2 separate regions of the Homo sapiens genome follow, and region 2 is linked to region 1. The links are chromatin loops, found by intact Hi-C in ENCODE. Cell type or tissue: heart right ventricle. All regions are shown on one strand. Each heading gives the region's core, and the rest is flanking DNA. Links, peaks and the distances in the headings are about the cores only. Region 1 has its middle 100 kb from the start of LINC02089. Region 2 has its middle 40 kb from the start of LINC02089.

Region 1 (5,389 bases), core at 177-5,176:
GACAGTCTTGTAATTTTATTTATTGTTTGTTTATTTAAAAATGTGGTATTGGAGATATATGAGATGTATGAGATATATACTACTGACAAAGATCCTGAGGATACCACAGAAAGAATATATGAGCCTCCAACACACTACAAAATATTTCAGAGGGTTATATTTTTTGGCCCAGAAAATAAATGTTTTAAATATGCTTTTACTGAAATACAAAACCAGTGGAGAGAAGCATACAAATCATCAGTGCATGAATCAATGAATGATCCATGAAGTCCATAAGTCTTGCAAACACCTCCCAGACCAAGAATTATGGTGTTTACTCACCCCAGAAGCTTCGCTGAATCCTCTTCCAATCATAATCCCTGCCCTCCATGCACTAGCAGTCCCAGACATCCTATATCCAATCTAAAATTCACTTCCTATAAAAGCTAGTCTTGCTTTGACTTGCCTTTACTCCTGGCATGTAAACTTTAGGGTCCTTAGCCCAAAGTCACAAGAGAGCTTAGCTCCAGTTTTTATCCTCTGGTCCTCATGAGTCTGTTCAAAAGATTTCAATTTCTGAGCTGCTTGGCTGCCTCTTCCAAAATGTGCATGTACCTAGGGGAAAAGTGACCCCAAATGTTGAGCTTACTTTTCTGCATTTTCTTATCTACAGTATCTTCATCCAGTCATTCTTCATCATCTTATTAGTGCCCTGATGACTTTGAGCAGGTTGTTGAAATTCAAATTTTCTAGTTGATTTCAGTGGGCAGGTCTGTTCAAAGTACTCATTCTACTATTGCCAGCAGCAGAATTCCCCTTCACAGACATTTATGGCAACCTTATTGTTAAACAATGGAATAGGAGGCGTGTGTGTATGTGTGTGCATGTGTGTGCTGATAAGGAAATAGGTTTTAGGAAGGTTAAGCAATTTCCTTGACATTATATACCTAGTAAATAGATGTCTTGTTCAGTTGCTCTATATGTATGACTTTAATTTGCCTCTGAAAAGGGCATTTAGAAGTTTAAAAATACGCCGGCTTTTATTCCCTCTCACAAGGCAATCAACAAGTTAACATAGTTCTTTGGCATTTTATAAATAAAATCCCTTAGAATAGGACTCAGAAATAATAATTATTAATAATTTCTGTCCCTGTAAAACTGACTTAGTTTCATCAAAGTCCTTTGATTATAGATTATTTTCAAGCATCTTTTCATTGAGTCGGGATATGGCATCTTAGAGCTAATACAACATTTCTCTCTCTAAGTCTTTTGCCCCAAAGATGAAAATAGATTCAAATTAATGTATTGTTTAAGATTGTGAATTCTTGAGCTGGAACACCTGGGTTTAATCTTGACTCTGCTACTTATTGGCTGTGTGACTACACAAGTTAACATCACCTTTCTAAGCCTCATTTTCCTGAAGGCAATGATACTTCCTATCCTATTGCGCTGCTGTGAGATTAATTAAATGAATGCACTAAAAACATTAGCATTGTGTCTGGTAGAAATATAGTACACAATAAATATTTTTTATTGTTTTAATTTCTAGTACCTTGAAATCAGTGTTTATTATTTCCTCCCCTTGACGTCACTGAGTATTCTGTTGTTTTGTTTTTTTGTTTTTTTGTTTTTTTTCTCTTTTTGGATGGAGTCTTGCTCTGTTTCCAGGCTGGAGTGCAGTGGCATCATCTTGGCTCACTGCAACCTCTGCTTCCTGAGTTCAAGTGATTCTCCTGCCTCAGCCTCCCGAATAGCTGGGATGACAGGCACGTGCCACCACGCCCAGCCAATTTTTGTATTTTTAGTAGAGATGGGGTTTCACCATGTTGGCCAAGATAGTCTGTTGTTTTAAAGCTTAAAGCAAAAAGACTTAAAGTCAAGTCTTTTTGTTCAAGATGTACCTGAACACCCAACCTGGCGACAGAGCAAGACTCCATCTCATAAAAAAAAAAAAAAAAAAAAAAAAGATGTACCTGAACACATTTTTTGCTATGATCAACATTCAACATAAGGATATCGACAGAATCAAAACAGCTTGCCAAGTATATTTCTTTGCACTCACATGGCAATTTGCACTCTCCTGGAAAAATAAGGAATGCCCAACAGAAACTTGAAAGGATCTCATCTGTGGCACAAGGCAGGAGAGTTTCATGCAACCACTTCTTCAGGTGAATGATTTCATTAGCAATGTTTGATAATGCTCAATGAATAAGCGTAAAGTATGTTAAAACTTAATCATTCGTTTGTATTCTGGTGCATCTGGACCAGACCAACCTGACTGTGGTTGTGGTATGAGGATGTAATCTGTTGTTAAGTTAGCATTATCATTTTTTTAAATTTAATTTAATTTTTATTTATTTTTTCCAGCATGCCTCTCCCACGTGGAAAGACCAAATAGTGAGTGGAGATTCACAGTGTAAACTTTTTTCCAGGAAGCAATGCACAAACTTAACAGGAAACCATAAAGAAACTACAGGCCCTTTGAAAGAAGTGGCAGGCTGCAGCCTATACTATGAGCCAAGTGAAAAACTTTAGGTCCCCAGAGTGTGAGAGTGGCAGAGACTGCCTCCAGGATACATTAAAACATCCCCACTGGGGAACCTGGTAATCCAGCCCATGGGGGAAGGCCTTAAACCTACGCAGGGACTGATATAGGCAGTCATGGGGAATATAAAAGTAGGAGCAGCGGCCGGGCGTGGTGGCTCACGCCTGTAATCCCAGCACTTTGGGAGGCTGAGATGGGCAGATCACGAGGTCAGGAGTTCGAGACCAGCCTGGCCAATATGGGAAACCCCGTCTTTACTAAAAATACAAAAATTAGCTGGGCATGGTGATGCACGCCTGTAGTCCCAGCTACTCAGCAGGCTGAGGCAGAAGAATCGCTTGAACCCAGGAGGCAGAGGTTGCAGTGCGCAAAGGTTGCGCCACTCCAGCCTGGGTGAGAAAGCAAAACTCCGTCTCAAAAAAAAAAAAAAAAAAAAAGTAGCAGCAGCAGCTAGAAGAGACTTGCACACATCTGCAGTCTCCAGTGTGGGCTGAGGGAACTCATTCCTGATTTTATGTCACAGGGGACCTCGTGGATGTCTGCCAACTAACTCAGGCAGTGGTGGCAGGTTCAAAGAAGCTCCCATTGAAATTCATGATATTATCTCAAGTAAGAAAAAACTTCCTTGGCCAGAACCAGCATGCGAGCGGGAAGTGTGCTGCAGCCACAGGCACAGAAACTAGGCGCCCAGCTTTGCAAGTAGAAGGGGAGGGGCATATCCTGAAAGCTGAGGTTCCTGTCTCCAAGAGGAAGGCTTATGGCTTGGGGCACTTTTGAATTCTAGAGTAGATGAGAGTAGACTGCCTAGAATTTAGCTAGTTGCTGCTAGAAAACACTGTGGGTGAGATTCCTGCCTTGCCAAGTGCATGAAAGCTGGGTGAGGCTTACTGCCACCTGCTACTCCACAACCCCCGCACAAACTCTTCTGTGCAGCAGAAGCAGTTATACTCTTTCCAGGAAAAGTATCACAGTGGCCAGAAAACTGCCTCCCCATGCACACAGATCCCAACAGGGTCTTCTGGTTACCTTGCAAGTGTAGAGCCAGAGTTCAGACCTGCCTGACTCAGCATCCACCTGGCTTTGCCACTCCAACCACCTTAGTAGCTTAACACAAAAGATGGAAACTTTTGGGAGCTCTATATCCCCATCCATTGCCTGACAAACTAGAGTGCCTCCACTGGATAACAGAAGGAAAGCACTAATCCCACTGCTACTACTACAGCTGATGCATGACCTCAGCTATCACCATTGTTTGAGGCTAACCAGGAGGTCCTGAGTCTGTTCATGTGACCAGTTCATTACTACTACAACTGGCATTTGAGAAAGCCACCATGCTAAGGCTATCTATAACCAAGGAATCTCACAGAATCTATGTCGCTCTCCTGCCATCCCAATCAGAGTGGGTGCTGGTACTTGCTGCTAGGAGACTTGGGGACAGGACACATACATATCACTGGATCCCTTATAGACATTCCCCAGCTCCAGGCTGGAGTGTGGCAGCCCCACTATGCAGCTAGACCCAGAGGAGTAGTAGCATTCACAGTAGTTTGGCTCTCAGGGACTTCTATTCCTAAGGAAAGGAGTAGTGCACCATATCAAGGGTACAATCCAAGGGTCAAAAGAATCCAGTCAGTAGGACTCAAGCCCCAGATCTTTCCACTGGTTAGAAGTTTTCTTCAGCAGAGGCACAGTTGCTGTGCTGGGCTCAGCAGGGAAAGGCTGCAGCTCTAGCTCAACAGACAGGCAGACCTGGTACTCATGAAAGGTCTTGGACCTTTTTTCCCTGCTTTTTCCCCCTCATCCACCACTGCAGAAACAACTGGTGCTTCTACTACAGAAGCTCAGCGTGTGTGTACCTATAGGCAGCCTTTCTGGAACACTGCCTTCCCACAGATGGAGTATTCTCCAGGTTCCAGCTTACAGAAGAGATACAAACATAATTCCTCTCTACTTGGAACATCAACACTCCTGCAGATAAAAAAAGGTACCTATATGACCTGAATAGCCAAACACTGGGTCAAGAGTATGTCTGGGAGGAGGATCTATTTCCTGCTGGCCTGACAGAGGAGCTGAGGTGACTCCCACCTTTCCCCATCATAAGACTTCAGTGGGATTCCCTGCGAGCTCCCCTAGCCACTTTTGTCAAGGCTGGGACCCTCTCCCCACCATTGGGTATTGCGTGTACCCACCGGAGTTAGCCACAACCAGTTTCTTCCTAGGGACACCTCCCCTATTGGCCCAAAATCTGAACTATTCAACCCAGTAAATAAAATACTAGGGAAAATATAAGTAAAAAGTGCACTTCATAGGGGAATGAGATAAGCTTCAAGACACTTCTGCCATTCCAACCCAATAGTAGACAGTGAACTTGCTCACACACCAAGTATATTTCTACAACCAGTATCTGAGAAAACAGTCATAGAAAGACTCTCTATAACCAAGAATATCATACAAAGTCTTCATCCTTGAAAGCACCAAGAGCCAAATTAAGCTATAATAAACTATAAACATTAAAGTCACACTTTTAGAGAGAAAATAAATTTTTTAAAAAACCACACAGTCAAATAAAAAATAAATTCAAGAATAATTAAAAGAAAGAACCCACACAAATGAAAAGAGACAAGAAAAATAATTCTGGTAATATGACCAAACAGGGTTCTATGACACTCCCAAAATATCACATTAGCTTTCAGCAATGGATCCAAACTAAGGGCTAATCTTTGAAATACAAGATAAAGAATCCAGAAGGTAGATTATTAAGTTACTCAAGGAGATACAAGAGAAAGGTGAAAACTAACATAATTTTTTTAAAATCAGAATATGAATGAAAAATTTTCTAAAGAGATCGACATTATAAATAAAAAC
Region 2 (5,389 bases), core at 321-5,320, 61 kb after region 1:
CAGCTGGGTTTGGTGACTCATTTGTAACAAATAAAGTAGGAGAAGAAAACTCGCAACTCTAAAGTGAAGAAACCTGGAAGACATCACCTTAGCCAACTGATCACATTTAACATGATCAGTAAAAAGTCCTGTTAACACCAGATTCATAATGTGATGAAAGGGCTCTTCACCTCCACGGTATTCTTCTCCAAAAGCAATAAACCCAGTGTAGACATGAGAAAGCATTAAATAAATCCAAACTGAAGGTCGCTTTGCAAAATAACTGACCAGTACTCTTAAAGGAAGTAAGGTCATGACAAGAAAAGAAAGACTGAGAAACTGTCACAGACTACAGGAGACTGAGGAGCCATGGGAACTAAATACAGCATGGTATCCTGGATCAAATCACAGAACAGAAAAAAGGCATGGTGAAAAAACTGGTAAAATTCAAATAAATAATTCCATGTAGGTATTTGTATTCTATCCACATTAATTTTTTAGTTTCAATAAATATACCATGATTTTATATTATGTAAAAACTAGGGGAAACAGGACATTACTAATTATCTTTACAACTCTCCTCTAAACCTAAAAATATTTTAAATGTTTTTGTAAACAAAATATTAAGCTCCTCTAATTCAAAAATCTCATATTAATAGAACCTCACTAGGCTGTGCTAGACCTACTTTTAAGAACTAGGTCACCATATCCTTGGAGAAAAAGTGATATATTCTGAACCCAAAGATAATCTGTTGTATTCTGGATGTTTTTTCCTGAAGGGAACGACCCTTAATTAAGTCAATAGTCAAGAGTCATCACTTACTGGAAGAACCTCATTACCTGCCTAGTGTTTTAATCAGAACTTGAATTTAAGCAACCAATGGCATATTTAGTTGGATAAACTAAACTGAAATTAAATTTAAAATATGAAAAAGAAGCAGAGCATGGTGGCTCACGCTTGTAATCCTAGCACTTTGAGAGGCCAAGGCAGGTAGATCACCTGAAGTCAGGAGTTTTAGACCAGCCTGGCCAACATGGTGAAAGCCTGTCTCTAATGAAAATACAAAAAATTAGCTGAGCATACTGGCGCATGCCTGTATTCCCAGCTACTTGGGCGTGGGGGGGCAGGGGAGGAGGTTGCAGTGAGCTAAGATGGTGCCATTGCACGCCCGCCTGGGGGACAACAGCGAAACTCTGCCTCAAAAAAAAGAGAGAGAGAGAGAGAAAGACTTTCTCAAAGGGCAGAAAACTTTCATAAATTCTTGTGACATATACTGTAGCCGACTGCAATACAAATGAGGCAGGCTGTCAAACTTCTGTATAAAATCTGATCCCACCATCTATCCAATACCAACAAAAGTCTGATTTCCATTAAGGTGGAAGACTTGTGATGATGTAGTATTTTGTATTCTGTTCCTTCCAAATGGCAGAGCATCTTCAAAAAAATACATTAGGGTACATTTAGGTATTTCATTACACTTTGCTGGGATAAATGGGCCCTGGATTTTTACACTGGAGGTCTATTTATTGGAAGAATAAATGACATATGCTTTTGACTTTATATTTCTTTAAAATCAATCATTCTGTGTTTAGACTCTTCTCCAAATTGCAGAAGCAGATTAATGCTGCAATTATCTGTGTTAGTAACTGAATGACTCTGATAGCAAACCTCAAAGACATATTGATTTCACAACCTTTCTAAATAAATACCCCCTCTCACCAATCTCAAGTAAATAGCCACCTTCTGCCCTAAACACTTAATAACAAAGTGGTCTCTTAGGATTGAAGAAAGTCACGACACTGTTCACTCATCCAAAACTTCCCTTGCTAAAACCATTTTTTCTTCTTTTTATTCCTATATTTCCATCAGTTTTTAACTCACACAAACCTCACCTTTCTACCACATTACACTGGACCCATTGCAATATCCTTTTCTGCCTTGCTTCCAACCCTTCATTCAGAAGTTGCATGCCCAGGCAAAAGATAGCACTAGTTATTGCACACAAAGTTACAAATATCTCTAATGATTAGCATGATTATATAATTTAACATCTAAATGACAGCCCTTTTGAGATTAAGTGGGGACATAAACCAAATGGGATACTAGGACAAAAGGCATAAAGTGACACTGTCCATGAGAATGTGGCATATGGTCATCCTCCTGATAAAACTCAATGTGAGGCTTTCCTCTAAGAAAAAGGAAAGTTTCATCAAGTGAAGACTTAAATTTAAAAAACAATAATTTGTAAATTTTTAATCTCAAATAACAAGCTGAAGTCACAGGATTTTACCCACTAAGGGAGATCTTGCCTGAACTAAAATAATATGTCTATTTTCTATCTTCAGTTCTTCATCTTTTAGGAAACTCTAGTAAGACAGTAACAAATGTAATTAAAAATTACTTGCACATGTAGTCTTTTAATTTAAAGTACTATAATAGCTATTATCTTTCTTAAACTGTGTAAGAACTCTTGCGCTTGTGCAGATTGACATTGCTCCTTTTGTAGATGAGGACAGTGAGTCAAAATTTAAGACTAGGATGCTGTCTATTTATTTTTCAGTCAAAAAAAAAAAGAGGACACTAACTACCTTCATTCTTTTATCTGTCAGACTCTGTGTTGGAGATTAAGATGAAGATGATGCAGTCTCTTCTTCCATGTTGCTTATGGTCAAAGTGGAAGAGATAGACAGGTATTGTAGACAAGACTCACTTTTTGTATCCAGTATATTTTGTATTAAAGCATAGCAACCTACTTACATTCTAAATCTGCTATGACAGCTGCCCATATTTTTCAATAGCTTCATATACAATTTTTGGAGCTTTAGACACAGCTAAAGTTGTGTTTAGACAAAGGTAAAGTTTTTGTTCTTTTGTTGTTAACTTTTTTTTTGTTCTCTGAGAAATCAGGGAAGAGATCTTTTCTATGGACCAAAAAAATAAGGGAGGTAAGTTTCTGAATGGGCTCCTTTCTAGAGAAACATATGACAGTAGTGATTATAGACTAATGGCCAGGTGAGCTAGGCACTTATGTGATGTCTCAAGAGTGCGACTTATCAAAAAAGAATAAAGACACACGTTGACTACAAATGAAAATATTGGAAGCACGCTGGGTTAAACCAAGGTAAGTTGAATTAGGTCATAAGGAACAAAAACCAGGTGGCTCAGCAGTGGGCAAGGGTACTTTTAAGATAGCTTTGGAAAAATACTTTTGTTTTTAAAAACTGATGCTAAATCGATCAGCTTTATTTAAAATTTTTGCAATTACTTTAAAGCAACCACCACAGGTAAGTATGCAGAATAGTCTTGATTTATCATACTCAAAATGGGATCTAGCATCATTGGCATCACTGGGGAGCCTTTCAAGACTGCAAAATATCAATTGAACAAGATGCCCAGGTTATTCCTATATGCAGTAGACTTTAAGAAGCACTGTTATAATGGGATAATTTATACAATGCACTCTCAGATCATATTTTAAGAGTTGCAAGTTTTCATAATACCCTTGCAGAGGATCCAGGCCAGACCTACATAGAACAGTTGTTTGAATAGGAAGTGGCTCAAGTTTCCCAATAAAGCAAAGAAAACTTTTAAAATGACAGCTTTGTCTCTGAAAAGCAATGGCTTATTGCCAATATTCTGTTTTGGTGATTGCCAAGTAGGTCTGACCTTTATTGTACCTAGCATAGATTGCAGTTCCTCTTCCAAACTTTCATTCCCATGGGGGCAGTTAACAAACTGATTCCAATTGTTTGTTTCATGTTCTTGTGAATTCACCATAGACAGCATATTAACTAGGTCATGTTATGGGAATGGCATATGCTAAAACTTTTAATAAAGGTGGTGGTGGCAGGAGATACCACTTTGTTTCACTTTTGTTGTTTGAGTGAAAAAGACATCCTTTGGGTAATTTATCAGGCACTGGATATTTAAGAAATTTGCTTGGGGGAAAAAACTTATGGTCAATGACTTCTTAGGACCCTACATTTTTAAAGTTCTCCAAATGCAGTGTAGGATAAAGAGCATGATTATGAAACTGGGCAATCTAATATTACCCTTATAAGCTACATGACTTCCAGAAAGTTACTTAACATCTCAAAGTTTCCATTTTCTTATCTATAAGATAGAGATAATTATATTTACCTTGAAGGAGAGTGGTGAGATATAACAAGATTTTATATATATATATATATATGTCAGATATATACATGTCAGATATATATATGTCAGATATATATATGTCAGATATATGTATGTGTCATGTATATGTCAGATATATATATGTCAGATATAAATATATATGTGTCAGATATATATATCTGAAGTACCTAGCCCCTGTTTAGCCCTTTATAAATGTTAGTTTTTTTTTCATTTATTGTCACCCTATTTCTCTAAACTGATAAAAGTGTGAAGGAAAAACCATTTGAGCTGTTTATTTTCTTATTATATCATCTTGGAAAGCACAAACAACCAGGGGAAAGAGACTGCATAAATGGAATGAATATTACATTTTAAACATGATGATATCATATATTCAAACAATACTGTTAGAATCTTATTAAGCTGGGAGCACATTATACTATCCTTAAGTTCTCTGCTATAAAAATACCTAATATGCTAGCTTATGAGGTTTCAAAACAGCCGCAGACACATTTACAAAGAACATATTTATTTCCAACCTACCATCTACTTTGAGCTCTCACTTTCAGACAACAAACCTCTCCCAAGCAGCAATATCATCCCCTGCCATCCTACATATACACAAAATGTTGCAGGACTTTTCCTTAGTTCAGCTAAAGACGGGGTTCTTTGTCCCACAGCCACAAAAATTCAGGCTCACAAACAATGTGAATGGTAAATGGTAAAACAGGGTTTTATTGGGTAAAAAGGAAGTAAAGGGGGAACCAGCGACTCTCCCAAGGCCAAAGTCCCTGCTAGAGTGCTTCCCACCCACAGCTTGAATCCCAGATTCCACACAAGAAGAGGAGGAGGCCGACTTTTCCCCACTGCAAAGGGCATGAACTTCTGTGGCTCCACCCCAGTGCATAGGGCGGTTGGGGTTTTTCCAGGGAGCCCCTCCCACCTGGCTCTCATTGTGACACTCCCAGATAACTGGTAGCAATAGTTATGGTTGCTAGGACTTGGGTGCATGATGCTGGCTTTGGTTAGTTCCCTTGGTCTTACTTTCCCAAAAAGGAAACCTCTGGGCAACAGGCACCCTATTTATTCTCTATTTATTCCATTACCTGGCAGGATTTGCAGGATAATTGTTCAGAACTAGAATATTAATCCAGATTTCTACATTACCCATCCCTCTTGTTCTTTCTGAGCTGCAGCCAGGGATTGATGGTTGGTTCACAGGAGCAAGTAAGGTTAGTCTAAAGTGTAGGCAAAAACTTAAAAACAACTAAT

The links. Hi-C counts contacts between places; a loop is a spot of excess contacts. Peaks named below come from ENCODE experiments on the same cell type or tissue, not always from the same donor. Only the 100,000 strongest peaks of a DNase experiment are listed, where the experiment ranks them.
Region 2: a loop joins it to region 1, with 4 times the contacts of the local background. A loop is called at or near these places in 6 of 110 quality-filtered maps.

Annotation. Positions count from the first base shown.
Region 1 is chr17:52,759,212-52,764,600 of GRCh38, forward strand. No RefSeq gene overlaps it. Among named protein-coding and RNA genes, the nearest start is that of LINC02089, 100 kb to the right of the region's middle. In heart right ventricle, for the core only: no CTCF peak of the experiment used is centred there; a DNase peak (open chromatin) is centred at 3,077.
Region 2 is chr17:52,819,723-52,825,111 of GRCh38, forward strand. No RefSeq gene overlaps it. Among named protein-coding and RNA genes, the nearest start is that of LINC02089, 40 kb to the right of the region's middle. In heart right ventricle, for the core only: no CTCF peak of the experiment used is centred there; no DNase peak of the experiment used is centred there.